2 separate regions of the Homo sapiens genome follow, and region 1 is linked to region 2. The links are chromatin contacts, found by Hi-C or POLR2A ChIA-PET in ENCODE. All regions are on one chromosome and are shown on one strand. Each heading gives the region's core, a stretch centred on a gene start or an enhancer-like site at or near the end of the contact. The rest is flanking DNA. Distances are from core to core; before and after follow the strand shown.

The links. A loop is a pair of places that touch in the nucleus more often than their neighbours do. ChIA-PET counts read pairs that join two places held with the same protein, here RNA polymerase II (POLR2A). Pooled maps may share reads with other maps.
Region 1: a loop to region 2 is called in a map of B cell, with 8 times the contacts of the local background. The contact joins two enhancer-like sites. A Hi-C loop is called at or near these places in 11 of 168 maps with a recorded cell type or tissue (B cell, Caco-2, HepG2 and 7 more), 9 of 37 single-sample maps with no recorded cell type and 21 of 50 pooled maps. POLR2A ChIA-PET finds 5 or more read pairs at or near these places in 4 of 52 experiments (AG04450, HEK293, PC-9 and 1 more).

Annotation. Positions count from the first base shown.
Region 1 is chr9:22,051,091-22,057,423 of GRCh38, forward strand. It overlaps CDKN2B-AS1 (CDKN2B and CDKN2A antisense cis and trans regulatory RNA 1), which reads left to right. Exons shown (of 19, transcript NR_003529.4): 7 at 5,162-5,297. Among named protein-coding and RNA genes, the nearest start is that of CDKN2B, 45 kb to the left of the region's middle. Within about 2 kb of position 1,606, at least 5 of the 41 ENCODE cell types and tissues checked have a DNase peak (open chromatin) inside an H3K27ac peak, as active enhancers do; they include PC-3 and PC-9, where a contact is called at or near this core.
Region 2 is chr9:22,235,424-22,241,008 of GRCh38, forward strand. No RefSeq gene overlaps it. Among named protein-coding and RNA genes, the nearest start is that of DMRTA1, 210 kb to the right of the region's middle. Within about 2 kb of position 3,473, at least 6 of the 41 ENCODE cell types and tissues checked have a DNase peak (open chromatin) inside an H3K27ac peak, as active enhancers do; they include PC-3 and PC-9, where a contact is called at or near this core.

The DNA.
Region 1 (6,333 bases), core at 356-2,855, 190 kb before region 2:
GAGTCCATTCAACTGTAATTTCCACTCTACTTCCTGTGCAGGCCTTCCTCTGGTTTGTGGGCTGTACATTTCAGCCTGCTCCTTTAAGGGGCCCCCTGAGCTGAAAATGAAAGAGACATTTTGTTGCTTCTGCTACCTGCTTATCGTCCAATCCCAATCTCAGATTTTCTTTTTCTATTTTTTAAACCCGAGTAGCACTTTTCCAACTAGTGTGTAGTTTTTCTTTCAATTCTCTGCTCTTCACAGTAATTAAACAAGAGCTAGCCTCCTTTTCCAAATCTTGTTTTTGTAATACCTTTATTCCCAAAGAGTTATGCTTATAAGAGTAACATAAATGTGTTAAACTTGGTATTGATTTGATGATTTCATAAACCCCAGACTCCTTGAAATTCTGCAGGTTTTTGTGAAAGGACTTGCTTAAAATCTTTGCTAATCTACCTGAATTTTCTTCCAAAGGCAGTTATATACAATGTTTCTTAAAACTAATTCTCCAAATTTGCAATTTGGCAGCATCCTACTGGGACTCTAGAAGGCTGATAAATCATGGAGAGTAGGTATTCATATAGGAACTATGAAAGCTGTATGTAGTAAACACTACTTAAGAAGGCCTTACATTTCATAAAAAGTTGGAGATTTTTGTGGAGACTCATAAAATGCATCCTTTATATCAGTGAAGTTTTTGCTTCTAGGTATATTATACTCACATCGAAACACTCCAGGGATTTTGTTTTCAGCCTGCATATACCACGTATATTTATTATCTGGATAGATAAATTAGACGTATACATTTAAAGGAGTTTGCATCAGCTGCTGCTAGGAAGTTTTTCTTGTGTTAGTTAAGATCCTGTGAAACAACCCTTGACATTTCACTAGCTGCACAGTTTGTAATAAAATCCATTTTAGCCTGAGGTTAAATCATGACTGTGGTCCTCACATCATGGTGGGGGATCCTGGTGGCCAGATTAAAGGAAACTCCACATTCTCATTTCTGACTTCCCTACAACCTTGTATTAAGACCTTAATTGAAAAACTTATTGCCTCTCTCACCAAAATATTTCAAATTTTAATAGTTTCCCCCAATGAAATTACAAGTACTATTTTACTTTTTTCAGTGCCCTTGGAATTTCGAGGCTGGATGGGGGGCTTCAATGTCTGACTCATTAAGTGTTCTATATACAAAGCCCTACATGGTCCCTAGAGCATAGCAGGCATTCAGTGAATGAAATGAATGAATGAAAAGCTAGAGTCACATTTTAGTGACCTAACTGTATATTTTCAGAGTAATGTAGTGCTTAAAAAAGGACAATGATAACACGTTTCTACAAAGAGATGCATGACAGATAACACTTCTCAAGAAGAAGGAATTTAGCTTCTGTCATTTGATCTAGGTTTTCAATTACAGAAGCATTGAGAATTTCCTGTGGCTGGATAAGGGCGAATCTTTAAGGCAAGTTGAAGACCCAGGCTGCCCATGTGGACATCAATACTCCCACAGAGCACTCTTCATGAAGAAAAGTGTGGGCTTGCTGTCTTTTCATCAAAACTCGTAGAATTTGGCTGACTGCCTGGTTTATCCCAGGACATTAGTCAGCCCACAAATCCCGCATTTGTTTATTCAGTCCAGAGCAAGTGAATACTGCCATTTTCTCATCTCCTTTGTTGGCAACACTTTGTTAACCTGAATTGGGTTCTCAACATAAAATGAAGTGACTAATCTTTTGGGGGGTTCCCCCTCCCAGGTTCTTGTATGAGCAACTAAATCTACACACCACAAAGCCCCATGCTGTCATTTTTTCTCATCCTGCCCCTTTATTTTGATGATTCCACATTGTAGTTCATGAAACCAATACCTTCTAGAGTGTGGCTGAACTGGCGCCAGCATTAAGAAAAGGAGTTTCCAAACTTTTTAGTTTTGTGAGAAAATGTTAGAGGAAGAGGGAGGTTAGGTTGACTATTTATACTTATGTAATCTTCTGTGAATTTGCAGTAGTTATCACCTTGTACTCTCAAAAGTTTTCTAGCTCTGAGTATGTGAATCTGAAAGTGCAGGAAGTAGGAATCTTAGCACAAAACAACCAGTTTGGATTATCACACAATTAATATGGGACGGAGCTGGAGGATGGACCTGAACAGAATGTATATTCTTTATCACTAGGTTATTTATCTATCTACAGATGTCTAGAAAGACCTGGGCTTTTTTAGCAAACGTTTGAGAATCTAGGTTTCTAAGTTTCCATTGACCATGAAAGAGTGATTAGTTTTAGAAGACAGTTGGGGGCAACATTGTGCAAGTCAGAAGAGGGGATGAAGAAAATCATAAAGCTAAACATGTTTGCCATAGGCCCAGGCTGTTTTTCAGCATGTTTCACCTAGCAGCTTGGCAGATAATTCCCAGTGATCATTAGGTCTGTGGAAATTCTGTTTGGTTTATAAAGTTTTGGCCCTGACTATGTGTACCACTGATAACTTGTTTTTCTCTCTCTTCCCTTTTCCTCCAACTCGTAGCCAGAGCTACCTTCCAGATGACTTCTTTCTACCACTTTCTTTCTTCCCAGTGTAAGAGAATGCAAGTATATGCTGATGTTTGGAGCAAGAACATTCAAAAATTTTCTTATTAACATAACTTCTAATGGAAATACAGTATACTACTATGGTGCATACAAAGAAGAAATAGCAACATATATTTGTTTTAGACCTGATTGCTGTATTTTATTCCTTAGGTCCTCCTTGATGTCTTGTAGACCGTCACTAGCTAATTGTTACAGCCATCGAAGGAAAAAATAAGGATTTTTACTTAGGACATACGTAACAGAAAAAGAGATGGTTTAGCAAAAAAGCACAGGCTTTGCAATAAGCAGCCTTAAATTAAAAAAAAAAAAGTTAACTCATAACTAACTGTGTGACCTGGGATAAGTTACTGACCCTCTTTAGGGCTTAGGGTCCTAATCTGCAAAACGGAAATTATAATAATAACCTTAGCTAGCATTTCTTGTGCACATACTATAAGCTGGTGATAAACAATTTATACACACTATCTCATTTAATCCTCACAACAATCCTGTGAGATAGGTACTATTATCATTTCTATTTTACAGATGAAGAATCCAGACATAAGAAGTGAAGTTAAGTAACTTTCTCAAGGTCGCACAGCTACCATATGATGGAGCTGGAATGTGAATCTCTGCAGTTTGACGCCAGAGTGCATGCTCTTAGTCACTACATTTGTCTACAAATCTAAAACACGTAAGACACATAGGAGGTGCTCAGTTAGTGGTATCTATTATTAAATCAGACTATAAATAATCACCAGGCAATACTTGAAAGGCCACAAACAATTTCTTAGGATTTGTGACAATACTAATAATTATAACTGATTATGAGCATACCTTGTGTCAGGCACTTCTTTTCATAGTATTTCAGTCATTATTTAAGAGATTTATTCTTATTTTTATTTTTCTAGTGAGAAAACTGAGGCTCAAAAAAGCCGACAAATTTGTTTAGGATTACAAAAATATCAAATGATAGGATTGAAAATCAAATCCATATCCTTTCTATGTGAAAACCTGTGTTCTTTCAGCTTTTTTTATTTTTATTTTTTTATTTTTTATTTATTTTTTTAAATTTTTATTTATTTTATTTTTTTATTTTATAAGCCTTTTTATTTTTATTTATTTTACTTTATTTGTTGTTGCTGGTGTTTTTTTCTTGAGACAGAGTCTCACTCTGTCTCAGCTCACTGTAACTTCTGCCTCCCGGGTTCAAGCAATTCTCCTGCCTCTGCCTCCCAAGGAGCTGGGATTACAGGCACCTGCCACCATGCCTGGCTCACTTTTGTATTTTTAGTAGAGATGGGGTTTCACCATGTTGGCCAGGCTGGTCTCGAACTCCTGACCTCAAGTGATCTGCCTGCCTTGGCCTCCCAAAGTGCTGGGATTTACAGGCATGAGCCACCACGCCCAGCCTGCCTGATTTTTAAAATTATTAAATTCATATTTGTTATTTATCAGATGCCTCTGCCACTTTATTTTTTAAAAATTTATTTTTATTAAGGTATAGTTAACAAATAAAAATTCTATATATTTATTGTGTACAGTGGAATGTTTTGATATATGTATACATTGTGAAATGGTTAAATCAAACTAAGATATCTGTCATCTCATATGCATGCCATATTTTTGTGGTGAGAACATTTATGATCTACTCTCTTAGCAATTTTTAATATTCTGCTGTTTGACTTTTAAACCAAGGCTTGGATTAGGACAGTCTTTGTAGCTTAGTTTTAGGTTCAGGGATAACAAAAGTTGTTTTATCCTTTGGGCTTTTGCAACTTGCCATTTTCTTAATGAAGATCTGGGAGAAAAATTAGTTTAAGTGGTTTTTAAAATAGCCATTAGCTCAGGACATACTCAGCCAAGGCAGGATAAGTAGTTTTGCCAGCATTCTTCTGTAGGTAGGTTGGTTGTTTTTTGTTTTTTTGCCACAGTCTTTTTAAAAAATATAACTTTAAAAAAACCTTGGTTTTCTGTGATTGATCTTTTTCACTATTTTTTATAGAGGGCCAGGAATATGAGTAAATAATTCTTGGGCTTGGGTGCAGATGATCCACGTGCTGGCAGACAGAAATCTAAAGGGACAAAAGAGGCTGTCCTTTGAAGATACTTTTCCTGGCTTGGGTTTTATATTTTTGGATTTGATTTAGTGAAAATTTTTATTGAGGACCTACTGCATACCAGACACTCGGCTACATTATGAGAGGTTTGGGGGGCCTATATTGGCATATAGGGAGGATGAATAAAGAATACAAACAATTATAGTACAAATCAGAATAAAATTTGGCATGCAACGGGCTATCAGATAGTATGGAGGAAGAAAGCATATTTTATTAGTGGAGCTAGGAAATACGTTACAAAGTTGATAGCATTCTTGATGGGTCTTGAAGGTTACATAGATTTTTTTTTCTTTTTTTTTTTTTGAGACGGAGTCTTGCAGTGTCGTCTGGGCTGGAGTGCAGTGGTGCAATCTCACCTCCCGGGTTCAAGTGACTCTCCTGCCTCAGCCTCCTGAGTAGCTCGGATTAGAGGCTCCTGCCACCACATCCAGCTAATTTATATATGTGTGTGTGTATATATATATATATATATATATTTTTTTTTTTTTCCAGTAGAGACGGGGTTTCACCATGTTGGCCAGACTGGTCTTGAACTCTCGACCTCGTGATTCGCCCGCCTCGGCCTCCCAAAGTGCTGGGATTACAGGTGTGAGACACCACACCCGGCGGATAGAGAGAATTTTGACAGGTGAGGAGGTATTCCAATGCAAAAGAATAATAGGAGCAAAAGCACAGTGGTGAGAAATTGGAGGGGAACTGTGAAAATTGCCACATAGATTAGAGGCAGGAAAATAAAGGACGGCTAAGTTTATATAGTGAACAGTGAGCCGCATGGACACAGGTGACTGTTTTCTCCTTTTTGAACCCCTGCTTACTCCAGAGTCACCACCTCTCCTGGCTTTCTGCCAATCTTCTTGGCCACAGTTTCTCGGTCTTCTTTTCTGGCTTCTCTTCCTTGGCCTGAATGCTACATGTTAAGTGATGTCAGCTTCAGTTTTCTTAACCTCTCTTCTCTTAAGTTGCTATCATTTAAATATCTTTAAATATCATCTACATCCAAGTGACCTCTAAACCAGTAATTTTACCCATGACCCATCTCCTCAACTCCGGATTGTATATAAAACTGTCTACTCAACATCTTCACTTTTGATGTCTAAATCTCTATGTCCAATTTAGAATTCTTGATTCTTTGCTTTCCCTCCCTCCTGGAAATCCTGCTCTTACCAGTCTTCCCCATCTTAATTAATGAACCTGACATTCACCTAGTAGCTTAGTCCTCAAAACTAGGGATTAATCTAGATTTAGTCATTTTTCTTACTCTTGCCATATAATAACATATTATTCTGAGTTTACCTTTACCCGACCCCAAATAGGTAACTGCTGTTTTTGTTATAAGATAGTAATATTTGCCTCTGAGTGTATGTGAATTATTTTGATAAAAATAAATATTATTTTTAAAATATTAATTTTACAGGGATTGTCTCTTGATTTCTTTCCAAAAGTTAACTCATAAGTTGTTCAGCAGAGCTATGTATTCTTCAGTATGTTATAATTTCGTTCCATCTTCCAAAAGGCCTTCACATTCTCTTGGCTTACAGACTCAGATGCTATGGATTAGATACACAAGTACATGTTCCTGTATATCTATTATATAGTGAACATAACAATTATGATTGTGATCTTCCAAAGCTCGTATTTTTAATCAAAATTAATTAAATATTTTA
Region 2 (5,585 bases), core at 2,223-4,722:
ACACATTGGGGTCTTTTGGAGGATGGAGGGTGGGATAGAAGAATAGCTAATGGAAGCTGGGCTTAATACCTAGGTCATGGGTTGATCTGTGCAGCAAACCATGATGATACACGTTTTCCTATGTAACAAACCTACACATCCTGCATGTGTACCTTGGGACATAAAATAAAAGTTGAAAAGAAAAAAAAAGAAAAGAAAAGGGCATGGAAAGATCCCCAAACACAATAGCAACTGTGAAAATAAAGCAGCCCAGAAATTAGCTTAACAATACATGTATGGAAACTATATGAAAAACTATAAAATTTTACTGTGAGTTATAAATAAATGAATACAAGAAATACAGACATATCATGCTCATGATTGAGATTACTCTGTGTTATTAGGATATGTTTCTTTTCAAAGGAAAGATGATATATTTATTTAAAGTAATGTCAATCAAAATCTCAATGGACCTCTTTTAGGAGATGTGCCCAAATTATTTTGAAGCTTATCTGGAAAAATAAGTAGAGATAATTCCTGCCTGTCCTCCTGGGGAGATGCAGGACTGGGCTGGGTAAGGAGGCTGTAGATGGCAGTAAGGTAAGTACACAGGCTCGTGGCAGAGGATGGGCCACCACTGGAGTCTTGTAGTCTCTGAGTTTTCAAAGTGGTCCAGGGAAACTTCTGACAACACTTGGGCATTTCCCACTGAGGTGGATGAGTATATTTCAGTCATTCAACAAATACTCTTTAAGCATTAAGCATGATTCTAGGAAGTGGAGATGGAACAGTGAACAAAACAAAGTCCCACCCTGGGACTATTTGTTCTATTGGGACTGGTTCTATTTGGGAAGGAAGACAATAAACTTGAATTTTGTCGACTAATTCTTAATACTTATAAGGGAAACCTAGAGACAGCTATCAAGACCCTAATGTAGTAAACTAGTGCTTTATAAACTGTTGGTCATGAAGGCCTAATTGTTTTACTTTCTAATACAGGCACACAGATATTTTTGAACATATGAAATCTTTTGCTTGGATGATGTGGCAATATTAAAGTTTCTACACACAGTCAATTTTGGTTCTTATCTCATTGCTGACTGCTAATTAACAATTTGTGATTGGTAGGTCCTTGGACTACACTTTAGGTAACACTGAAATAAATAATCTCAGGGACAATCTCAGCAATGGGATATAGTGCTACAGACAAGCTACTTTTGAAAGGGAGTTGGCTCTGGGAATCAATTTTCCTTCATTCTATTGGCACTTCATCATTGCTCTCCTCCATTCATACAAGAGCACTCCAATTTTTAAAAGTTTCAGCCTTTCTACTCTTAAACATTTCAGCCTTTCTCTCTTAAAAATTGGTCTCTATGGCAGCAGAATAAGGGGAACCAGCAGTGGCAAGTTAGTCTTGCAGAAGAGAAGGAGTTCAGACTTCAGACTTGACCATTCTTTGTCAAACCTTGAAGCTCTGCCCACTAGCTCTGTGCTAATGGATGCTTTGGGAAGACTTCATTCCATGGGAAATGGAGTTTACTGGAACAGAATATGGATAATCTTCTAAAAGAAAGAAAGAGACAAAAGCAGGGATGATCACAGAGTGTTTCCTGTCTCTATACACTGAGACATATTGGGAATTTCAGTTTCTGAAGATCCAAGAAATAATAAAAGGCCTAATTTCCCATCTTAATTTCAGGTTCAGTTTTTTCCTAATTCCCAGGTCTCTCAGGCTCTCAGGCATGCACAGGGCCTCGTTCAAGTTATGTCAGAAGAAATCGCTATTCACTTCAAAGAAAGTTCAAACTTCTCTAAGCATTAGTTTTTCTGATCGTAGATATAAATAATTGTCTACACCTTTTACAGCTGTTTAGAGTTTTAGAACTAATGCTTATAGATCCTCTTAGCACAGGTTCAGTGATATTCTAAGTGCTCCCTTAATGTTAGTTTTTACCTTGGAAGGGAAAGTTGGATAGGTGGTTACTTGTTTGTATGTATGGTTTACTTCTATGTCCAGGCTTCCATGTATACATTCAGAAAATACTTCCTTGATTCTTTTTCGCTATTTGTTTTTTACACAAAAACGAAGAGGCACGCTGTTATATGATTATTACTATGGGTTTAGTTAACACACTTTGAATTAGATGTTGTGGACCCCACATTTCTTTTTTTTTAGTGACTTGCACTCAGAGAGTTTGGTTAGAAAGTCACTTTGGTCTTGAGGGAGATAAACAACACATCCCCAAAGGGCAACCTGGAGTTGCCCTTTGATGTGATAGTTGCCCTTTGATGTGATAGTTAACCACATCAGTTAGTGAAGTGAGTGAGGGGAGGGGTAGTTTGATGAGCTAGCTCCCGCAAGGAGACAAGGTATCCCCCCACATTAACCTCATGCTTTGTGTCCCAAATCAGGACAACTTTGACTCATTTCAGTCTTTATTCCTAGGCAGAAGCAAGTCTTAGTCCATGCCAGTTTATCCCTTGATCTGAAAATAGTCTCTGGCTGTCAGACACAACTATGTCTGAAATTAAGATTAAGCCCTATGAGTCTTCAGTGAACAAAATGGAAATAAATGCTGAAAATCCCCCTACCTATCTTGAAAGCATACCCTGGAGTGAGAGGTTGTTTTCTCAATTAAAATTTATCTTTTCAGGTGTTTTGTAGAAGTCTAAAGACTCAGTCAGTGGGCATGAGTCATCTGGCTGTGGTAAGATTAGAAATTCCTAACACATGATATAGGAGGCCAGTGCTCCAGGAGGCAGAGAAAATGAAGGAAAACAGCTTTCTACAGCTCTTACCCCCACAACCCCCATCTCTCTGTAACTTAATTTTTCTTCTCAAGTTTCGAACAAGTACAGATAGAACAACTTGTTTTCTAATCTTTTTCTCTTTTTCTCATTCCTCTTCTTTCTTTATTCTTCTTTTCCCCCCTCTTTTTGTTTCCTTTTCCTGACTCTTGAAAACCATGGCAAGTGCTTATTATTTCAGTTGAATATGTTAAAAATTGTTATCAAGAAGTTGATTTTTTGTGTATAAAAATGGTGAACTAAGATACTGTTAAAAGAGTGGAATAAATGAAGAGGAGAGACAGAAGAACCAAAGATGGGAAAAGGACTGGAAAAGAAAAAGAGACTAAAAGGAAGGTAAGGGGCGAGGAGGAAATGGGCCTCTGAGCCTGTAGAGACCAATGGGGACTACGGAAGTCTGAGTTTATTTAAAAGACTAACTGGGGAACATACTTTGCTAAGTTGTGCTTTTTCACTAGCTAATATCATAACTAAAAAACCAAAGGTATTGCAGCTTCTATTTCAGGAAATCGCAATCCAACTATTCAATTTTTTTTTCAGCTGTTTTGATGTTAAAAGATAGGCCAGAGCACAGGTTTTGTGCATTTGAAATTGCTAAGTAGCTGGCCCCACGGGTTATTCACTCACAGTGCTCTTCAGGTGACTGGTCAGTGTTGGTGAGGATAATGTTTCCATTGCTCCTTCAGTCTCTTTGGCCTGCTTTCCTGAAGGAGAGTAATACAAATCCTAATTAAAATGAAAATGAGAAGTTACTAAAATGCCCTTTCCTTTACAGAACTCTATTTCATTTACAGAGGTCGGATGTTCGTGTTTAACTACCAAATCCCTCTATCTCACTTAGAGCTCAGGAGTCAAATAATCTAGACAAATAAGTCAATGTAGTTCCTAAAAGTGCCGAAGTACTTTTCTGCCATAATTTTTTTTTTTTTTTTTTTTTTACTTTGAGGACATCTAGCGGCGGTTTAGTGGCTGTGTTCTTCAAAGGCAAACTGGAAGAAACTTCAGGACATAGTAGCAATGGCAGAACCTATTTTTCTGAACACCTTCACACTTACAGTGATTTATCTTAAGCCTGAAGACAAAACTGCTGTGGTCCTGGAGGATAAACAGGCTCATTCCAGAATCTGCAGCTAAATCCTCACTTCCTTCTTTCACTGTTATCAGACAAAATTCCCTTGGCCTAATTGTTTTATGGGTAGTTTTTAATGAGCTCGTTGTTTATTGACACAAATAGATCTCCTTTTAAAGACTACAGAATGGCCACAATCATGTCATTTCATCAACTAATTAACAGATATTGATAGCCTGCTTTGGGTGGATATTTTGAGGGTCATACTAAGATAAGACAAAGGTTTACGTGAAAGGGAACTTTTGACCTCTTTATTCTGTTTGGGCTTGAATTTTATTGGGTAGCATCTTCATCGGTGGAAAGAGGGCAGGTCTTTTTCAAATGCTGGTGGTGAAAGACTTCAGTTCTGTCCTCAGAGACGAGGGCCTAATAATCTGAGTTTTCCTTTCCTCATTTGTAAATGAAGGTGATTATACTTAGTTCATAAGGTGGTTGTGATGATGATATGAAACCTGAAGACAACTCACATAGTGTCTAGTATCTGGAAGACACTAAAAAATTTTTAAAACCCCTTGTCTACTCCCCTCACTTCACCCCATGCCTTCGACATGGCCCTTGCTGTAGTGGTCTTCTGGGCAAAAGTGTTCACTGCCTCACCCAGAGCCCTGCAAATGCCACTCTGATCCATCTTCATCTGAGTCTTTGGAGCAAACCACATCTCACAGCTTTGTAATTCTGATCTACTGACTTGCCCTGGATCTTTCATACAAACCTGTTCTATAAGATCAAGGTAAATCACACAAAATAACTTGTTAGGCAGAGTTTCTGATAGTTATGATAAGCAGCATCAAAACTGGCTATTTTAGCAGTAAATTCCCTGATAATCATGGGTTCAAGAAGTGACATGTTCAGCTTGTTGACATGGGAGCTGTTGATATCTATATTTTTCATTTAATGTAAATTTAGACAAGGTGATTTCTAAGATCCTCACTGCATGTAACAAAGTTCAAACATTTTAATTCAGTCTCAAAGAGCCACTCTAGTCTACTCACTTCTTTAGATTTATCTTAGGTCACTGTTGCCTTGCTCATTATATTCCTACCCATTCATTTAAAAAACTCTTTTTGAACTCACTGAGCTCTTTGCTACCTTTTGACACTAGACATAAGTTTTCTTCTTTTTGGACTCCATGTTTTATTCTTCATCTGGCTAATTCCTTCCTATTCATCCTTTGGCATCAGCATAAATATTGCTTTATCAGAGAGATTATTTCTGACCCTAATCTAAATTTGGTCTCTTCCTTTATTCTCTCTCCTTATACTCCTCCTTCCTATTATAATTTCTAAACATGTGTTTGTGATTTTATTTGTTCATTTATTGTCTGTGTCCTCACTAGAAATGTATACTCAATGAGAATAGGGACATATCTGCATTATTTCCAATGTCTAGCAAGGTGCCTGGTTCATGCAGGGCATTCAGTATCAAATGGCTGAAACTCAACCCTTCTAATAAAAAAGTCAATGGCCCTATGACTCATTTCTACACTTTAACACACTCCACATTTCCCTTGACAAAACTTTTGTTTTGCTTAGTAGCCCTCTGGGGAATCCCCTTGCCTCAGATTATTTTTGGTTACTGACGGTTTCAATTCAGCAAATCTTGATTTATAAGAAAGATTTCTTAAAATAATCTTCATTTTTCTCCATTCAAAAAATTATTTTTCTTCTTA